2 separate regions of the Mus musculus genome follow, and region 2 is linked to region 1. Evidence: chromatin loops called from intact Hi-C (ENCODE). Cell type or tissue: left cerebral cortex. All regions are shown on one strand.

Region 1 (8,000 bases):
TCCAAACTCTTTTTGGTGTTTTCTGGCTTCCTTCTTACCTTCCTTTTCAAATTCATTTTTTTTTTCTTCAAATAAACAATCCATTTGAAGGGGGATAATTGTCATACTTCCTCAATTTTTATTTGACCAAAATAATAATAACCCTCAATTTGTTTAATGTAGAGGTACTCTTGTCTCTCAGGAGTCTTTGGCAATGTCAGAATTGAGGAATGAATGTCCCTAGTTTATAGGACAACTGGTCTACCAGGTTGTGCTTGTTCATTTGGCATTTGACAGAATTTCTGTAACAACCATTTTTATAGCAAGCTTCTCTTTTTTATAACGCATTCCATCAAGTAATTCATTAAAGATTTTGGAAAGAGGGACCAACATTTTTTAAAAGGAGGGTGAGGTGAGGAAGGGAGGATTATAAAAATAAACCCAGACCCTTCAACCATTCAGTTACACTAATGTCCCTCATATTATTGTGGCACAGTTACTTATAAATAAAAGGCAGAGTGTGTTTGGTAGGTGTACTCTCTGTTCTTTATCTTGTTTTTCTGCTCTGAAGTATGGTGCTGTCTTGACGTAGGGATGGAACTGCTATGAATATTGATGGCATGGCAGCCAAAGCTTTTTTCCTGTCTGGCCTAGTAAATAAAGCTGAGAGGATGAAAGAGAAGAGGAATTTTCAAGACAGTGTGCTGTTTTTAGATTATCTTGTTCCCTTAGAACTAGGAGTCTTGAAAACATATTGATGATGTACATTTGGTGGTAGGGGCAGCTCTGAGTAAAGTAGGTGGATATTTCAGAAATGTGGGCCTCTGGTTTAAAGTCACAGAATAATAATTCCTCCTCCTCCTCCTCCTCCTTGTCCTTTGAGTTTTTTAGAGTTTGTGCTCCTTCTTGGATCTCTACACACCTTCCAGTGAATCATCAAACCCTGACTCTCACTGTATTAATTGTATTGTGAATTGGGTGCTGGGTGGTGTGTCCTCATGTTCCTATGAGGACATCCACTCAAAGATACAGCAGGAGGAGGATAAAGAACCTGGGTTGTAAACACAGCAGCAGCCCCGTGGGTCTGCATATGACCTGTCAGGTCATGGTGCATAGGCTGCCTTGGGAGCACCTTCAAGGCGGCTTAGCCCAGAGGATCTGACTGTGTGAGGGGAATGGGGGCAGGGGTGGGAAGGATGACCAGATGGTGGAGGGAGGGGTACACAGGATGAGCCAGCAGAGAACTGAATCTGTTCGAAGGACCAGGAGGCAGGAATAGGTAGGGATTGGGTATGAGTTAGTGCTTTAACATCATAAGCATCCTGATTCTGGTTAACTCAAAAGAAATTCTTAGACTGTTGTGATGCTCTTCCAAGGATTCACAGAGCACTGGATGGCAGGTTTAGAAATTACAGGAGCCAGGGCTGGCTAGGTGTCTTTGCAGGTAGGAATGCTTGTTGCCGAGACCAAGACCTGAATTCAATCTCCTTATCAAATACAGTGGAATGAGAGAACTGATGCCTTCCCATGGTCTCCATATGTATATGTACATACACACACACAGATGCACATGCATACACACACATATACACACATACACATAAACATGGATGAACATGCACACACACATGGATGCACATGCACACACATACACACACATATACACACATGCACATACACATGGATGAATATGCACACACACACACACTGAATGTTAAGGGCCCAGAATGTTCTAGGGTTAAGGTCGGCAAAACTGATCTGGCTTTTCTATAACCAGGGGGGAGTAAACAAGATGGGTGCTGTCTTGGATGCACAGGCTGCAGTTGGTTATTACCCTGGTGGCCCAGAGGGACGATGCTGGTGACAAGCCATGAGAAATCTCTACCCTAGGACAGCCAGAGACAGGAGCCAGCTGTCTAGCCGCAGAGGCCTGCATCCTAGTTGTAGTGAAGACAACACTTCCATTGAAATGCAGAAGAGGCTGTAGCTACTGCAAGCCAATGTGTGCGTAGACATGTTACATTTTTAGGAAGGCAGGCCTGTTGGAGTCATCCTGCAATGAATATTTTAAAAGAGGATTTCCAAAATAAGAAGTTCCTATCCAGAAGCATTTCCTTTTAACAGCGTACATTTCCATTTATAAATCCACATCTACAATAGTGGTCACACAGTGTCTGCCTTCTTTTGTGTGACCATGGGGAAAAGAAAGGACCCAGGAGCTGTGGCCAAGACCCTTGGCTTCAGCACAAGTAGGGGAGTGCTCTTATGCTAACTCTGGATTTTAGAGGTTCTCTCTGTATGTGTTTAAAACTCCTGTGAACCCTTCCAGGCCATTCTTTGCAAGGATGGGACTGGAGTTGGGAAGTTTTTAAATGCTGGTTCCTTCTGGGGTACCTGGCATATGGAGGAAAAGCTCACTGTTTCCTGAGCCATAGTTACTATAGCCTTCTGTAGTAGCCATGTTAGTAAGTGAAGTCCATTAGTCTACCCTAAGGATGATAGTAGCTGAGGACTCTAGAGCCCACAGAGAAAAGTTCTCATTCTTGAGATTTTGTTTTGTTTTGTTAAGTAAATTAAAGCCAGAGAATGCTGGTTGGATACTCATGGCCCTGTCCATTGAGTTTCTATCAAATTTATAGAAAGAGCCTATGTGTTTAGACCTGTTGACTGGGGCATCCTTGCTTGGGGGGTAATGTGGGTTGGAGTTGGAGAGGTTCTAGCCATCAGGCAATGCTGCAGATGGATGTGGCAATCAGATGGGAGCAGACATGGGAACTGAGATAAAGGCGGAGCTGTATCTCCAGGAGGCTGGTTAGGAGGGAGTCCATCACTGGTGCCAGCCAGGAAGAGGAGACAGGCCAGTATTAGGCATCTGAGATCCCTGCCCTCTTCTCTGTGCTGAGGGCAGTCAGATCAGAATAAGATGTCAGAGGAAAACCCAAGAAAAAAAAATAAGGGTAAAGTCCATTATGCATCTGTTCTCCCAGACGGTGTGTTCTGTGCAGAAACCACTGTCAGAATGCTTGTTTCATCCTGGTGCTTTTCTGGGCCTGATCTGGCAATCTTGGAGAAAACATGCTGTGTTGTGCAAATGTGTGCAAATAGAAAACATGCCCATGATGTCCCAGGCAGGCTCACTGCTCATGCATCAGGGCAGGTGGCAAAATGCAGTAATGCAGCCTGGAATGACAGTACTTAACACTTAGCTGCTTATGAGAAATTCAGCATCAAAATTGAAATGTTTTCCTGGTCCACATGCAGGGTAGTGATTCTAGTTCTCATGATAACATTGTCTGTTATCATGTCTGTGCGTGGTGGGGGGGGGGTGCTTCTGTCTCTGAGCTATTGATTCTGATCATTGATTCTTTCTTTCTCCACCCTTGGTGTGTTCCTTTCTCTTTACAGGAAAAAGTAGAATATGCCTTCCTGATTATTTTTACAGTGGAGACATTTCTGAAGATTATAGCGTATGGACTGTTGCTGCATCCTAATGCTTACGTTAGGAATGGATGGAATTTACTGGATTTTGTTATAGTAATTGTAGGGTAAGTCCTTGGTTTGGGAAAAACGTTTATCTGGGAATGGAGGTGAGGGCTGGATGGTAAAGGGAACACAAGCCTTCTTGGGGGAGGTGGTTATTCTTATGCCCGTGATGGCATCAGGATCTAGCAGGGGTTCTTTTAATGCTGACAGGGCTGCTGTCAATCCCTGGGCAGAGGCCTGGGTGAAGAGCTCTCATGATTGGTGTGCTTGGGGAAGTCAGTGACAGGCTGTTAGAGGAAGTCTCAGCCGCTAATGAGAGATGATTCACCTCACAGGGCCTCAAGTCTCCACAAATAGACCTGCCTGGCTGGTGGGTGGAGTCAGGTGAATGCAGCTCCTAAAAGCTAGCACCCTGCTAGTTAAAACCATGTGTATCATACGAGAGAGCCTTTCTTGCTGTGCGGTGCGCTGCTGTTTAACATCCCTTGAGCAGAGCTATTATGTTTTTATGCTGAGTTGTGGGAGAAACCTTGGCATGCCACTTTCCCATTTTAAATAACAAAACAAGCGTCTGAATAATGTCACATATCTGGCATAAAATAAAATAAACTGGAAAATGCAGAGAAGCAGGTGTTCTTTTAATACCCTCTTGTGAGAGGAAGACGCTGGTAGATTTAGTTAAAGGAGTATGTTACAATGAAAAATAGAGGTCTGTGTTGCCCCATTCCTTCCACACCCTGAGTTGTTGCCAGCAGAGGAAACACAAATCAGGTCTTTGGAGCAAACATCCACCAAGGGAGACAAGATGTAGCCCTGTTTTGGGACTCCTTACCTGGGCTGTTCTGTAAGTTACCCCTAAAATTAGGAATACTCTCTTATTTCCATCAAGAGAGCTCTTAAAAGATGTATTTGTTTTTACTTTATGTATGTGATTATTTCACCTGCACATATGTCTGGGTACTTCATGCATGTCTAGCCTCCATGGGATCCAGCAGAGGGTGTCAGATCCCTCAAACTGGAATACCATGATTTTGAGTCACTGTGAGGGTGCAGGGAATCAAACCCAAGTCCTCTGTCAGAGTAGCAGGTGCTCTTCACTGCTGAGTCCTCTCTCCAGTTTGGAGAGAGCTTTTAAAACCATCTCTCTGCCTTCCTCTTTGTGGCTTTATTCAGTTGCTGTTTGCAGGTAACTTGCAGCTTGGTTATCTTCTGGATTATCTGTATCCTGATTGCACTGGTTTTTCATTGGAGATGACTTTTTCTGTCTGTTTGGAGAGTAGCTTACGTTTGGTGGGGTGTCCTTTTACCCCGGGGAATGAAAATAAGGAAGGCCCAAAGTGGTGGCCCACTGGATGGTTATACTTACCAGGAAGAAAGCTAGCTTTTATAAAACCTCCCATTGTACATTGGCACCTATGTGTGTATTGCAGAAATAATGTATCCAAAATGAATAGGTGGCAGATAGGCGTTAAGGCAGAAGCCTCCTCTTGTTTGGAACACCTGTCACGGGCTGGCAAACTGGAGCCGCAGATGTCTCTTTGTTCTGGGAGAGTCTTGTGCTTTCCTGCCACTGGACTTTTATTAGACTAGAGAATGGAGATACATAGCTTCACTTCTTATGTCCCCATGTCACCTTAGCTTTTTCTCTGCTGGAACATTTTGCCCAACTAGAACAGCACAGGAAGAGGGAACAGAGCCAATATGGCAGTCTTACCAAGTTTAAGAGATAAAACTCCAGGAGACCTGAGTAACACAAAATGGGAAGGGAGAGAACTAGTTGAGAACTGGAGAGAGGAGAGCCCTGCACCTGGGCCTTGAGGTCCACAGGAGTCTCAGCTGAAACTGAGCTGTAGTCCACGAGGCCAAGCAAAGAAGTGTTAGGGGAAAGAGAAAGACAGGGTGCAGGAACTATAAGATAAATAATAACCAGTTTCCTAAGACTAAGGGGTGTTTGTGATCCAAATACCCAGAGTAAATCACTGTATTGAACATTGTGGACTGTTAATAAACTGAAGGGCTTTTTGTAGTAGAGTCAGCCTAGATCTAGACTATGGCTTGGGAAACCATGAGCAGGGGATCAAATCCTAGCTCATCTGGCCTGCCACTGATTTTTATAAATAAAGTTTTATTGTAACATAGCTGCACTCATTTGTTGTCATCATTGAATGGAGAAGTCCACTGTCTTGGCCCTTTATTGAAAAACTGTGCTATCCCTTCTGTAGAATAAAGACTCTTTGAAAACAGTGTTTTGAGAATGAGCCTGAAGGAGAGAGAACTGATAAACAAGTAACTTAATTACATGTAAAAATGAACAAACAAACAAAAACCAAAAAACCCCTAAACTTTTCAAAGGAAAAATAAAATCTAAATACTTAGATGATCATTCTAAGTACCTCACCTGCACTGAGGTAATACTAGATATAAGAGGGAGTGTGACCCCTAAAAGGAGGAAATTCTATGACTAGAAATAGACCCAGAAGTTACAGAGACAATGCAAGGAACTTCACAGGCATCTAAAAACAGCAATTACGAATTTGTTCGTGGATGTAAGGGAACATAAGACTATAGTGGAGAAAGATGGAACAATAAAAAAGGGACACATGAGACTTGAAGGACTGGAAGGTGTGTCTGAAACGAAAACATTCCTTAGATTTGCTCACTAGTACATCAGGCAGTGCTAAAGAGAAACACATCAGGGGATGTGAAGATGTGGCAGTAAATAAATAATTAAGGAAATGAATACCACCTCACGGACTTGTGAATTACCAAATGTTCTAAAGTGTGCATTTGGAATATTAGGAAAGAAAGACTGGAGAGATGGCTCAGCAGTTAAGAGCACTATCTGCTCTTGCAGAGAACCTGGGTTTGGTTCCCAGAACCCATGAGGTAGCTCACAACCATCTATAATTCCAAGATCCAGGGGATTCATGCTCTTCTGGTGTCTGTGGATACCTACACACACATGGTGCACATAAAACACATACAAGTGTGTACATATACACACCCAAATATACCAGTAAATCTTGTTTTGAAAGGAGGAGAGAGAAAAAGAAAGCCCCTGAGGAAATGGTTCTAAATGTTCCAAATAGGATGGAAAATGAACTCAGAAGTTCACGATGCCTGGCAAAGCTTGATCAGAAACCACAGAGAAAGGCCTATCACAACCACAGTCAAAAGTGCTTAAAAACAAAACAAACAAACAAACAAACAAAAACAAAACTCATGTCAGGCCTTTCAAGAGCTGTACAAGCCAGAAGACAATAGACACACCCTCAGAGGCCTGGGGAAATGTCAGCTTAGAGTCTCAACCAGTGAAATTCCTTCCAAACCCAAGTCAAGATGGAAACTGTTATAGACAAAGCAAAGTGGAGGCTTTATGACTGACAGACTTCTTGCACCTCTAAAAATGCTTAAAGACAGCTTTTCAGGTTGAAATAAAAATGACACCAGATAGAAATGAAGAGCCACCCAAAAGAAATGAGGTATTCCAGACTGGATGGATTTAACGATATTTATTTTCATTTTAAAATCTCTTTTAAGGTAATTATCTTTAAAAAACAATAAAATAACATCAATAACATTGTGACATGTCTACCTTACAGTAGCACAGAGGACAGAGAGAGCATTGTAAGGCTGTCGTACAATGTACATACAGAACCTAGAATGTTAAGATGCTGTATGAAGGTAGGTCATGCACAAGTAAAAGTACAGATTATAAACCCTGGCACCCAGACTTGCAAACTACCCACTCTCCACTCCAGAGCCTAGAGATGGCTCTACAGGAAGCCATTTCTCCACACTAGCAAAGTATTTTGACACCTATTTTGGCAACTAAAGTTGTATTGAAACCCAGCTATACTTGTATGTGTAGCTGTTTGATCTACTTGACATTTAATGACCAAGTTGATTTGTTAGCCCAGAGGTCCAGCAGTCTGCAAATCCGAAACCACTTCCTCTCTCCCTTCACAGAAGGCTGCTGTTGACACTTTTCCTACTGAGCAACTGGGAACAAGGAACTTTAGTTGTTGATATCAAGACAACAAAGGAGAGAGACACAACAAGAACAAAAATCAAGTTAGGAAAAAGTAAAGAAAAAACAAAGTAAACAGAAAACAAATAACAAGATAGAATGTTTAACTCAGCAGAGCCCTAATTAATCCATGAGTTTATCAGATTATCAGATGTAAAAAAACAAAACAAAAAAACAAAAACAAAAAAACCTTTCCAGTGTCTCTTTAACCTTCTCTAATGCAAAAGCAAGTAATTTGTGAATCAAAGCACAGAAAAGGCAGCTAGAGGGGCCATATCAATAACCAACAAAGTAGACGTTAGAAAAAAGGAGCTACCCAGCATGCAAAGTGAGAGATTTCAAAACCATAAAGGGTATTTTCCAAGAAGATATAAGAATCCTTGTTGTTCAAATGTCTGATAACAGAGCTTCAAAGTGCTTGAATGAAACACTCTCAGAACTGAAGGAGGAGTGGAAGGCCATCTTTATAGCTGTGTACCCCAGTTCTCAGTGCTGGAGTATGGCTAGC
Region 2 (8,000 bases), 88 kb before region 1:
GTCATGAGCAGAGCTCTTGTCAACATGCAGGTTTCTCTGGAAATGTTCATTTTTCATTTCTCTTGGGTCTACCCTTAAGGACTGGGATCCCTAGATCATATACTTGGTGTGTTTAAACACCATAAGACACTGTTGCCAGAAGCCGTGAGGCCACCTGACATTTCTATTGGAAATGTGTAAGAGTTTCAGTGGCTTTGAACCCTTTCCAGCACTTACGAGTGTCCACATTTTTTATCTAAACCTTTTCTAATTAGTGTGTGGTAACTTAGTGGATGCCGGGGAGCATCATCCCTGACTGAGTCCCAATGGCTTGCCCTCCTCAGTGCAGGTCTCCTCATTTCCAACACTGGTCACGTTGCTTTCTTACTGCAGGACTGGGCAAGCCCCTGTGTGCCCTCCATCCAGTGTTTGCAACAGATATGTGATTGGCAAGCATTGTCTGAAGTTCATCTTTTTATTCAGTGTTCTTGCAGGGCGAACATTTTCAGTTTTTTTTTTTTAAATTGGACATGCTTTTTGTGTCATATTCAATGATTTCACCAATTACAGGCTATAAAGATTTCCTGTAGTGTGTTCATCTTGGAAGCTTTATAGTTTTATCATAAAGGTTTCAGACCGATTTTGAGTGATTTTTTTTTTTTCTAGGCTGCATGAGGCTCTTGTAGGTTTCCTGTTGTTGTAAGTTTCTGATGGTTTCATGGCTATCTTTCCCAGGTGACTTTGAGTATTTGTTAAAAATCATTTGGCCATTGTGACTCATTCTGTCCCCTGATCTGTGTCTAGCCATCCCTCAGAAAACACTGCTTGCTTTCTGTAGCTTTGTTACACGTCTTACAATTGAATGCCATGAGTTCCAATTTCATTCAAAGTTGTTTTACCTCCTGTAGGAGGGAATTCCTCTTTCTTTTCACATAAATTTTAAGTTGTTGCTTTCTAAACCAAACCTAAATTAATGATAAATAAATACATACCTGATGTGACTTTGACTGCTTTTAGTCTATAGATCAGTTTGGGTGGAATTGGTACCTCAAGTGTCGTTTTTCCAGTTCATGAATATAGTATGCTTCTTTGAGTTATTTGCATGTATTATTATTACTTCATTTAAAGCAGGCTTATTGTTCTGGGTCACTGGAGACACAGTCAGTCTTTCCCCATTATATTTGATGTAGCTGGAAGCATTGTGTGGCCTTCTTTAGACTGAGGTTCCCCCAGTTCCTCTTGTTGCTAAGGTTACTGAATGGTTTTGCTGTGAGAAGTCCTGGATTTAATCAAATGACTTTTCTACCGCTATGGAGAGGTCACATGCTCTCTGTGCTTTATATCGTCTGCAGGGTATACTGCATGGTTTCCTCTTTGACTATAATCTCACCTTTTGGAGATATGTCTTACTTGATCATGGACAAAACTTGTGTATGTTTATATAAAGGATTCAGTGTCCTAGTACTTAGTGGATGATCATTTAAGATTTTTTTTTAAATCATTCATTTAATGTGTATGAGTGTTTCGCCTGCATGTGCACCGTGTATGTGCCTAGTGCCTATGGAGGTCAGAGAGCGTGGAACTGGAGTTGTGGATGGTTGTGAGCTGTTGTGTGGGTGCTGGGAACCGACCTGAGTCTTTGAGAAGGTTAGCAAGTGCTCTTACGTGCTGAGCCATCTCTCCAGTAGTTTGATGATATTTCTAATGCCTATATTCATAAATGATGTTAGTCTTTTTTTTTTTTTAGATATCTTTGGTGTTTTTATGTATTCCCTCTACTTCTGTCTTGTACTTATGAGGGATTGATATGAATTCTTTAAACAGTTGGAAGACTTTTCCAGGTAAGCAGTTTGGGCTTAGACTTTTCCCTGTAGGAAGTTTTAAAATTAATAATCAGTATTGCTATTTATTGCAGGCCTATTCTGACTTTCTATGTCCTGGATCTTCTTTTTGCCAGTATTTTCTCCTAAGAACTTGTCCATTCTATCTAGCATATGTTTGTTGGTAGAATGATTTCTACAGTTTTGTTCCATTTCTGCCTCAGTTTAGAAGGCTGTTTGTCGCTGACACAGACTTCTGGATTGTCAGTTACCTTCTTTAGCACTGCATTCTGCCGTGTGATCCCATGGCTCCTTCTGGGAAATCCATAATTATCAGAAACCATTATTCCTGATATATATTGCTTTCTTCTAGACTTTTCAATTGTCTCTAGTTTTTAGCAGCTCGATTATGATCTGTCTGGTGGTGGACTCTGCATTTCTTGGAACTGTAAATTTATCTTTCTCGCCAAATATGAGAACTTACAGTCTTTTATTTTTTTAAGTATTTTCCCTTCTTCTGAGATGCTGGAGCTGTGAATGTTAGACATGCTAGCATTCCCCACAGGTCTCGGAGGCTCTCTCTGCTCTTACACTGCTTTTCTCAGGTTTCTTTGGATAAGCTACTCCTCTACGTCAGGCTCACTCACTGTTTCTTCTGTCACCTCCATCGTGACATGGCATCCATCTGGTGACATTTGAAAAGTTTTGTCTTTATGTTTTTTTTTTTTTTTTGATCAGCTCTAGGATTTCTTTGTGTGTGAGGGGAGGATAAACTTACTATCCTTCTATCTGTACAAGACTATTCTGCCTTCCTAGAGATGCTCCCAGTAGTTCCTCTAAGTTCTTTGATTATTCTGATACCCATGTCATGAGGGTTGATTGCCCTTCCATTGCAAGCTGTCTTGCCTCAGTAAATTTGGGTTCTATTATGGGCATTCTTAAACATAGGTTGAACATATCTAATCTGAGAATCTGAAATCCAAAAATGCTCCAAAATGCAAAAATCTGAAAACGGACATAATAAGATATCATGGTAGAAAATCTCACATCTGTAGAGATGCACAGAACATACATATGATCATACATACGATCCCTTTAAATGCAAGGTCCAAAGGAAATGAAAACAAATGTTGTGCCTTAACTTGGATCTCATTCCAAAAGTACCGAGTTAAGTACATGGAGGTATTTACCCTCTGAAACATCCTGAGCGACCACTTCTGGTCCCAAGCCTAGCAATAAGGGACGCCACCGCTGTCTTCCGATGCTATCTATGGTTTGTCCATGTCTTATGCCGACAGGTAATTGAGCTCTTTGACTTTTCTTCTGTGGGCCGTCTCTGCTCAGTCTTATGATGCCTTTTGTGTCTGTTCTCCAGGCTGAAAGCTGGGAAGTGAGCTGTCCCAGAGTGGGAAATCTCAAGGCCACTGGCGCTGCTGTTTAGGGTCAGATCCCGAGCAGACAGTTGAGTGGGAACGATGGTACTTGGTTGTATAACCCTCCTGAGTTCCTCTCTGCAGGCGCTCTGATAATTTCCTATTTCCTCAAGCCCTTTCCCACCAACCTTTAGATAGAAAGTCAGAGCATGTAATTCTCTACTGGGATGGATTATTTTCTTTGTCTGTGTCCAGGATCAGGCAGTAAATAGCTAGGAAAAAAAAAAAAAAAAAAGCAATGGGATTTCACCCTGTGCCTTGGAGATGGTAGCTCTCCTTGGGAGATGCATTCTCTTGGAGTTTGGTGTCCACCCAGCTGATTGGCCCTGCTCTTTGGCCCTGCAGGTCCTGACTGGGTCTGGGTGGGAATGATCAAAAAAATCAAGGCTCTTGTGAGACCCCTGACTGTGGAGGTTTTTGGTTTTGTTTTGCTCCTTGGTCTAGGAAGCAAGGAGCTTTTCTTTTCTTTCTCTCTCTCTCTCTCTCTCTCTCTCTCTCTCTCTCTCTCTCTCTCTGTCTCTCTCTCTGTCTCTCTCTCTGTCTCTCTCTCTCTCTCTTTAATTTTGTCTATACACACTGCATGTTTTCGAGTGCCAGGCTGCCTTTGAATCTGCACTGGGTGATACCCGGAGACCAGGGTGAAAGAGGAGAATTGGGCACTATTCTGAAGGTATTCTGAGTTTGTTTCCATTCCCCAGTCTCCGTGTTCCCATTTACATTTCACAGTCCTTAGATGCCCTCTGTTTTCTGCCCAGCGTTTCATTGGCATGGACTGGGCCAAGGGTGGGGGTTCTTATCCGCTCTTGCCTGCAGCTGCAGCCCTCACATTAGAGTTAACACTGTTGTCTGTAACATAAACCCTGTGTGGGTGGGGATGGCTCACTAAGCTTGTTTCTGTGGATTTCTAGGATGCATTTCTAACGTGCACCACGACATGGTCAAATGCTGCTTGAGTTGAGATAAGCTTCCCTCCGATTTAACTCGGAGGATGGCACTCTGGAAAGGGCCAAAGAGCGACCGAGTTAGCCTGCGTGTGAGGCTGTTGGGGGTGAGAAGCAGCCATATGCATCGATAACTGGCAGGATGGTTGTGTCCCAGTCAGACCTGGTGACTGGTGCTGAAGCGTTGTTTTCGTAAACCTTACATATGCTTCCTTCTTCTCAGAGCCCTGCCTCCTCCTTCATGTCTTTTGCTAAGCTATCCCTCTCAACACCACCACATGGGAACCAGACCTTGGTGTATGTTGTGGTGGGACGAGCAGAGCACCAGGTGCGGACAGGAAGTTTTGGAAAAGGTAGCGTGCCTCGTCTTCAAGTGTTGTGAGCAGCACAGAACAGTCTGGGGCTGGGACCATCTGTGGCGGCTGTTGACTGAGAGCCGGGAGCTATAAAGGGAAATAAACATTCGACTTCCTTCTGAGCTTCAGTTTTTCACAGTATATCCCTAGATTATGCTTTGCTTATTTTAGAGTTAGCTCCTTAAACTAATGCTGCCCTCCTCCCCTCCTTCCTTCCCTTCCTCTCCCCTCTCCTCTCCTCCCTTGCCCTTCTCTCCCTTCCCCCCTTCCCTCCCTCTTTTCTCCTCCCCCTCCTCTTGTTTATTTATGTTTTTGAGACAGGATCGTGCTGTGTAGCTCAGGCTAGCCCCACACTCCCACTTTAATGGCTCGTGCTCAAAATTTGGTTTTCTTCACATTTTATGCTTTTATGTGCTTCTTCCTCTCAAGAAAGGCAGACTCCATCCGCGAGGCCACCTTAGTGCTGACATTGTGGTGTGTGCCACCAATACCCGGCTGAAGTCACTACAGTTTTGTTGGCATTTTTCTTTTCATGACATCAGTGACAAAATTAGGAAAGTGGAGGCCTTGATGAAGTACTTCGTGTTCCTGGTTTGTAATGTTTGGCTATAGTAAAGTATTTTTTTTTAACACTTATTATGAAAACATTTTTCGTTTGCTTTTGTTTATTCTACAGCTTAAAAAAAATCTCCTTTACATGCTCATCTTGATTATGTGTTTTTTTTTTTTAATTTTGTTTATATTTTGGTGTATGGATGTTCGTCTGTATGCATGAATGTATACCACATGCATGTTTGGTGCCTTTGAAGGTTGGAAGAGGGTACTGGGTCTCCTAGGATTGGAGTTAGATGTGATTGTGAACCAATTGTGGGTTCTGGGAAATGAATCTGGGTCCTCTGTAAGAACAGTGCTCTTAACCACTTAGCTGAGGTCTCCCTCCAGCCCCTTATTATTTATTTTTAAAAATTTTTGATGAGAAAAGGAAAATATAAACAGTCATTTAAGAAAGGAATGAGGCTATAGTTTGTGCCTCTCTTTAGTTTTTGTAGAAAGCAGCACTCCCATTGGGCCTCAGTGATCAGACACAGTCTACCTTTATGGTGCATAGAGTTCATCCTCCTTAAATAGTCTCGGCCATCGACCCCTTTCCTAAAGGTGGTTTAAGATGAGCATGAAGACTGGAATGGTCACAGATGCTCAGGGGTGCTTTGAGCACTTAGTGTGTGGGGTTTGTCGTTCTGGGTTCCCCTAGCCCTGCTTCACATAGATCCCATGCTGAGAAGCGGAGGGCTGGGCAAACACTGTGGCTCTCCCGTGTGAGCCCAACAGGGAGCCTCACAGTGAGCCCTGTGAGGACAGATTCACGCTTTCTCTTGTGGAGCTCTAAATGCACAAACCTTTAAACCAACTGGGAATTTGTCTTTACCCATTTGTTTCCAAAACATAACCTGAATTACCTGAGCCAAGCTAACAATGTACTGAGAGACAGTTTGTATTCTGCCCTTTTCAGGGGTGGTAAAAACTCAGAGAGAAGGCACGGAGGCTCTTGGCTTGCAATTGAACTTGGGTGCAGGCAATCTTTGAGTTGATAGTGAAGTTGATACTTCTGAAGGTAATTAACTCGAGAGACAGTTAAGTTGTGAACTCACACTGGCTATGGACTAAAGCTTTTCCCACTATGTGTCTCTCTAGTCCCACAGCAGGGGCACTAGCCAGAATGGTACACTTATGTTTGAAACATTGTAGTCTTTAAGTTTGAATTAAAGCAATGCCTTCCATTTGAGCATGTTTGTATACAAGTATCATTAGACTCTGTTCTTACTCATCTCCTTTCCTATTGGCCACCTCACTCCCTCCCATACCTTGCTGGCACTCTTCCTCTGTGTGTACAGTCCATCCTGCCTTCTGCTCTCCTGACACATAGATTTCATCACCCCATTTCCCTTTCTGTCTTCCCTGTGATGTCTTCTTCCCCTCTCCTGCCACTTTTTATTTTAATGCCCCCGCACCATAAATTTACATCTATGTTCTGCATATGAATGCTCAATATTTACCTTTTGAGTTTGAGTTCTTTTCCTTAATTTGATCTTCAGGTCTGCTGATTTCCTTACAAATGTCATAATTTAATCTTTCTTTATGTCTAAAACAATTCCATAGTGTATCACATTTCCCTTATACGTTCATCTGTTGATGGGCATCTGGGCTGGCTCTGTATCTTTGCTGTTGTGAACAGAAGAGTAATAGACATGGATATGTGTGTGTCTCTGTGGTGTGCTGACTTAGACGCCTGCAAGTATGTACGTAGGAAGGGTGTAGCTGGGTCATGGGGAGTTGAAGTTTTAGTTTTTTGAGTAAAGTCCAGATTTACTTCTGTTTTATGCTCCCACTAGCAGGAAATAAGGATCTCTTTTCTACACCTTTACCAGCACCTGTCCCGGCTAGGGTGAGGTAGATTCCCAAAGCAGTATTAATTTGCATTTCCCAGATGGCCCAAGGATGTTGAAGACTTTTCCAAATATTTATTTACCATTTATTGATTGGATAATTTCTTCTTTTAGTGTTTAGTTTTTACAGACCTTATTGTACCTTTGGTATTAATTCTCTCTCAGATGTGTAGTTGGTAAAGCAAAGACCTTTTTTTCTGTTCTGGAGGCTGTTTCTCCATTTTGGTAATTGTTTCCTTTGCTGTGCAGAAGGTTTTTAATCTCATGTAATTCCATTGCTTGGGTCTGATTATTTCCTGTGCTTTTAAAGTCCTTTTTTAAAAGAAAGTTTATGCCTATGTTTATTTATGATGCTTTGAATAAGAATGGCTCCCATAAGCTCATGTATTCTTGGTTCCCAGTTGGTGGAACTGTTTGGGAAGGATTGGGAGGTGTGGCCTTGAAGGAGATGTGTCACTGGGGAACAGGCTCTGAAGTTTTTTAAAATTTTTATATTATTTATTTAAACAATTTTTTATTAGATATTTTCTTCATTACAATTCAAATGCTATCCCAAAAGTCCCTTATACCCTTCCCCGCCCTGCTCCCCAACCCACCCACTCCTGCTTCCTGGCCCTGGCATTCCCCTGTATTGGGGGCATATAATCTTTTGTAAGACCAAGGGCCTCTCCTCCCAGTGATGGCCGATTAGGCCATCTTCTGCTACATATGCAGCTAGAGACACGAGCTCAGGGGGTACTGGTTAGTTCATATTGCTGTTCCTCCTATAGGGTTAAAGACCCCTCCAGCTCCTTGGGCACTTTTTCTAGCTCCTCCATTGGGGGCCCTGTGATCCATCCAATAGATGAATTTGAGCATCCACTTCTGTATTTGCTAGGCACTGGCATAGCCTCACAAGAGACAGCTATATCAGGGTCTTGTTGGCACATGCAATAGTGTCTGCGTTTGGTGGTTGATTATGGTATGAATCCTTGGATGGGACACAGACTCTGAGATTTTAAAAACCCACAGTTAGCTTGTTCTCGGC

What was found. Hi-C counts contacts between places; a loop is a spot of excess contacts. Peaks named below come from ENCODE experiments on the same cell type or tissue, not always from the same donor. Only the 100,000 strongest peaks of a DNase experiment are listed, where the experiment ranks them.
Region 2: it touches region 1 in a loop (1.9-fold over the local background); 3 of 42 quality-filtered maps call a loop at or near these places.

Annotation. Positions count from the first base shown.
Region 1 is chr14:30,192,248-30,200,247 of GRCm38, reverse strand. Cacna1d (calcium channel, voltage-dependent, L type, alpha 1D subunit) reads left to right here. Exons shown (of 47, transcript NM_001083616.2): 4 at 3,385-3,524. Among named protein-coding and RNA genes, the nearest start is that of Gm52107, 28 kb to the left of the region's middle. In left cerebral cortex, a CTCF peak has its summit at 3,113; DNase peaks (open chromatin) are centred at 718, 1,989, 3,042 and 3,813; H3K27ac peaks cover 290 bases.
Region 2 is chr14:30,280,719-30,288,718 of GRCm38, reverse strand. All of the region lies in intron 3 of Cacna1d (calcium channel, voltage-dependent, L type, alpha 1D subunit), which reads left to right. Among named protein-coding and RNA genes, the nearest start is that of Gm52107, 61 kb to the right of the region's middle. In left cerebral cortex, no CTCF peak of the experiment used is centred here; DNase peaks (open chromatin) are centred at 2,413, 4,119 and 4,555; H3K4me3 peaks cover 482 bases; H3K27ac peaks cover 1,170 bases.